2 separate regions of the Homo sapiens genome follow, and region 1 is linked to region 2. A link is an interaction called in ENCODE POLR2A ChIA-PET data of the cell type or tissue named here. Cell type or tissue: B cell. All regions are shown on one strand.

Evidence for each region. ChIA-PET counts read pairs that join two places held together with the same protein. Peaks named below come from ENCODE experiments on the same cell type or tissue, not always from the same donor. Only the 100,000 strongest peaks of a DNase experiment are listed, where the experiment ranks them.
Region 1: POLR2A ChIA-PET joins it to region 2 with 5 read pairs; 1 of 35 experiments calls an interaction of 5 or more read pairs at or near these places.

The regions. Positions count from the first base shown.
Region 1 is chr2:60,463,542-60,466,041 of GRCh38, forward strand. All of the region lies in intron 3 of BCL11A (BCL11 transcription factor A), which reads right to left. Among named protein-coding and RNA genes, the nearest start is that of MIR4432HG, 73 kb to the left of the region's middle. In B cell, no CTCF peak of the experiment used is centred here; no DNase peak of the experiment used is centred here; H3K27ac peaks cover 2,500 bases.
Region 2 is chr2:60,970,562-60,973,061 of GRCh38, forward strand. It overlaps PUS10 (pseudouridine synthase 10), which reads right to left. Exons shown (of 18, transcript NM_144709.4): 5 at 962-996. Among named protein-coding and RNA genes, the nearest start is that of PEX13, 46 kb to the right of the region's middle. In B cell, no CTCF peak of the experiment used is centred here; DNase peaks (open chromatin) are centred at 1,140 and 1,960; H3K4me3 peaks cover 1,683 bases; H3K27ac peaks cover 2,459 bases.

The DNA of each region.
Region 1 (2,500 bases), 510 kb before region 2:
AAGTCACATTATTTCCCTTGCTGAAAAGAACCCAAGAGTGGTAAATGCCACTTTGGCAAAGAAGGGCCAGCTTGACTTCACAAAATATTTCATTTGGGGAGATGGCTAAATTAAATATATATGGGGAGATAGCTACATTAAATATATATATATATGGAATAACTGACCAACAGTTTACTAGTCAACTGCAACATTAAAAAGGGCAGAAGTAATGGTAGCCAAAGGACGAGGATGAGAAAAACAAAACTTCCCAGAGATTCTGAAAAAAAAAGCCTTAAAATATAACTGAGAAATAACAAACTTTTCTCCTTCTTTTAAAAGAAGGGCTGCAAGAGTTCTTTAAGGCCACAGCTAGTATTTGTCAGTAACTTTCTAAGAAGGAAAAAAAAAAAAAATCTACCAGGGAGGTTAAGAGTGAGAATGAGGAATTAATCAATTATATGATGCCTCCATTTAGCAAGTCAGAAAGAAAAGCCGGCAGGGTCTTCTCAGGAGCCCCCAAACACTGGTATTCCAAAATAAGCCAGCCTCGCTCAAGCACTTGTCTAAATAATGGACTCCTGCCCTGACCTTGTAATTTACTTTACAACGCATTTATAATCCCACTCAATATATCTCACTCCTGGGTAAATCTCTTAAACAAGATTAGATGGTAAGATACCAAAATTAGGTTTCAAACATTTGTCTAATGTGGAAGGGGGAAAAAAGGCAGAAAGATTTTGAAAGAAAACGCTGACATTAGTATCACATTATCTGCCTATTTTTGTTTGCCTCCTCTCTTCAAAGGGAAATAAAAAGCTTCATTGAGAACATTTTTATAAATTTTTTGTTGTTGTTGAACAATAACTTGGGTCCCAAATAGGCTGGAAAAAAAACTATCTGGTTCCAACTACATGATCCTCTGTGGCTTCCTCCTTGTCCTCCCTAGATCTCTGGGTGACTATCATTCCTATTTAGCCTGACGATCTGAGTTGGGCAAGTAAAAAGATTTGTCTGATAATCCAAGTCCTTAACACGTTCATCACTCCAAATGCCTTAAAATTATATTTTACCTTATAAAACATCGATTGAAATCCAGGACTAGACTCATAATTAGTGGTGCTGGTTTCACATGTGCCATGAATTGTAGTCATTGATAAATGCCAAAATCTGTGGCATACAGCACTACATCAAGGATCTCATTTGTATCCTTTCAAAAAGGCTTAAATGAGAAAAGTCCATTTTATTTTGCTGCCCTGAGCATCCTAAACTTTTTTTCAGAGCCAGTTATGTGATCATGCTACAGTATGTTAACACTGTGATGTTATCCTCCCCTCTCTCTCATACATCAGGTCAGAGAAAATGGCATTTTATCTTATAATGAGCATACAACATACAGTTTTCACTATCGCATTTTAGTATTCCCATCAACTAGATATTCTAGATCATGAGGGCAGCTAGTGTAATCATAATGTCAATGAGAAGGGCTGTTACGATTGAGACTAAAGATTACATGGAGAGAGCTGCTTTGAAACTGGTAATTATTACCAGTCCACTAATAGCAAATGATGCATTACAATTTCACCATATAATCTGTATTTCACTCAGCTCATGCCGGTGTACCATATTATATTACAGTGCTCACAGATTCTAAATTCCTAAACTGCAGTCATCAATAAATGTGTTACTTGCCATAATTTGTGAAATTACTTTGTTCATAACATCTTTGATGATTTAGAAAGACTGGAATTGATTTCCTGTGTGGCAAAATTAGGGCTACATTGATTTATTGATGTGTAAAATATAATAATATTCTTCATTTACTCTGATGAAAATCAACTTCTCAATTTGAGAGCCTCATTGGGCATTTACGGGGATTGTTTTGATTTAGAGCAATAAACTGACACCTGGCCCCTAAGCATAGGAACTTGAGACATCAAAAGGGTTAAAATCAGCTATTAGCCCACCTACTGGCTTTTATTTTATTTCATTTTACTTTATGGGAAGGAATGACCCCCATTTCTAGTATGTCACCAATGTGAAAAAGTCATGTGATCTAAGCCTCAAGATTCAGAAGAACAAGGAGGTCTGAGACTGGAGGCCTAGCTCTATTATCCACTAGATTGTAACTCTGGGATAGTCATTTGATTTCTCTGAGTCTTGGAATTCCTATCTGTAAAATGAGCATAAAAACAGTACCTGTAAGAATTGTTGGGAAGTTCAAATGACAGAAGTATATAAAAGCCCTCTGTAAACTATCAGGTCGAATGTGAATGTGAGTTTTCATTACTACCAGGGGTGATTAATTACTGAGGGTAATGACTAACCACATTACACACCCCGAACGGCTTCCAGAGGAAGGTCCCAGTCCAGGCCTTAACCCAGGCCAAAAGGAGGCTCTAGTTAAAGAGCAGGGGTGACTGGCACACAGCAGAGTGGCCACAGGGAAGTGCTATGAGCTCTGGAAGCCAGGGGCAGCAGGTTAATGCCGCCAAGTGGAATGGGCATCAGGTTTGTTCTA
Region 2 (2,500 bases):
AGAGACTTTATCAAACTTACTATGAATATTCATATGTTTTGTTGCAGAAATATTAATATGTTTGATTATGTAGTACCACCCCAGAGCCTGGGCGGGGGAGGGGACGGAAATGATATACATGATCTCTAACATCATATCACATTTTAAAAATCCAAAAATTTTATATTTCAAAACACTTTTGGCCTCCAAGTGTTTCAGATAAAGGATTGTGAATCTATGTTTTCTATGTCTTACCTATGTGTAAACTCACTGTTGTTCCACCAGTTATTTACTTTTTATCTTTTATGACATAGTTTTATAGTTTAGTTTCTAAGACCAATATAAAATTTATTTTTAGGCTGCATGCTGTGGCTCGTGCCTGTAATCCCACCACTTTGGGAGGCCGAGGCGGGTGAATCACCTGAGATCAGGAGTTCAAGACCAGCCTGGACAACATGGTGAAACCCCATCTCTACTAAAAATACAAAAATTAGCCAGGCATGGTGGCAGGCTCCTGTAATCCCAGTTACTTGGGAGGCTGAGGCAGGAGAATCGCTTGAACCAGCGAGGTGGAGGTTGCAGTGAGCTGAGATCACACCACTGCACTCCAGCCTGGGTGACAGAACAAGACTCCACCTCAAAAAAAAAAAATAATAATAATAAATAAAATTTATTTTTAAAAAATAACTGCCCAAACTACATTACATAAGTGCCTAATGCATATAAAACATGTATTTACATTCATATTAAAACACACAAAAAATGAACCTGCTTTAATAAACTACTAATATGCTATGCAAATAAACTAATGAAACAAGATTGATACCCTAAATGTATAGAATAAAAATTGGTTCTTTGTGCTAATTTCTCTAGTAGCTAGTGAATGCACTATAAAAATAGAGATTGTAGTAGTAAAAGTGCTTTAAGAACCAGGTAGCTTGTATTTGAATGGTAGTAAAAATTCCCTACCTAAATTACTTACCCCATTTCCTGTTTTACCAGCAACCATGCAGCATGCTGTAGGCAATTTAGTCACACCCAGAAAGAGAAAAGGGGGAAACATGTTCAGTGAAATTAAGTCTCAATATCATTACTGAAGTGCTTAACTATTTGCTAATCAAACTCCCCTTTTTAGGTGACGAGTTAGTATTCAAAAATTTACCAGTGACCTCAGTCTCATTTAAAATCAAAAATGAGGTAAGATTTTATTTTGCAATGGTGGTTTACTGTGGCCTAGGAATTCAGCCGGGGTATCCCCCTCCTCCTTACAGATTTCTATTTCTCATTAATGAGGTATGAGTGTTTCTTTTTCTTTCTTTCTTCTCTTTTTTTTTTTTTTTTTTTTTTTGAGACGGAGTCTCGCTCTGTCACCCAAGCTGGAGTGTACTGGCAGGATCTCAGCTCACTGCAACCTCTGCTTCCTAGGTTCAAGATATTCTTCTGCCTCAGTCTTCTGAGTAGCTGGTATTACAAATGCCTGCCACCACACTCGGCTAACTTGTGTTTTTAGTAGAGACGGGTTTTCACCATGTTGGCCAGGCTGGTCTCGAACTCCTGACATCAAGTGATCCGCCCACCTCGGCCTCCCAAAGTGCTGGGATTACAGGCGTGAGCCACCGCGCCCAGCCCGCATTTAATCTGGGCCAGGCGCGCTGGCTCACGCCTGTAATCCCAGCACTTTGGGAGGCCGAGGTGGGCGGATCACGACGTCAGGAGATCGAGACCATCCTGGCTAACACGGTGAAACCCCGTCTCTACTGAAAAAAAAAGTACAAAAAAATTAGCCGGGCGTGGAGGCGGGCGCCCGTAGTCCCAGCTACTTGAGAGGCTGAGGCAGGATAATGGCGTGAACCCGGGAGGCGGAGCTTGCAGTGAGCCGAGATCGCGCCACTGCCCTCCAGCCTGGGCGACAGAGCGAGACACCGTTTCAAGAAAAAAAAAAGAAAAAAAAGAAATGTATGCCAAATGCTTTGCATAGTAAGTGACTGACACTGAGATTTCTGTTTCCTGTTAGACTCCCACAGCTTTCACCTTAAAGAAAGGTAACGATATGTCCCCCACAGCACACAGCATTTTGTAAACATGACGGAAACATTGTATAAGTCAATAAATACCACATGTAGTCTGCTTCTACGTGTCACAAAAAAAGGCCAACGATTATCATTCACATCCACTTCAAGACACGGCTTAATTTATGGATATGCTGTGGTTCGTATGTAGACCTGTCCTTCTAAACTAACAGGACTTCCTTCGGATGACCAGTAGGGTACTCTATGGACTCCTAAAGACTGATGATCACTTGGAAAGATTAGCTGCATTAATTCTTTCAGACGTCAGCCAAGTAGAATAAATTAACCGCTAACTGGGCACAACCTGTTTCCAGTGATGGCAGTGTGGACCGTCCGGAGTAGCTGCTGCCATCAAGCCTGCTGCAGCCGGGAGGTGTGGGCGGTGGCGGCAGGAGGGGTTGTGGGAGCAGCAGTGGCGGCGGTGGGACCCCTGTGCTCCACATCCCCGAGGC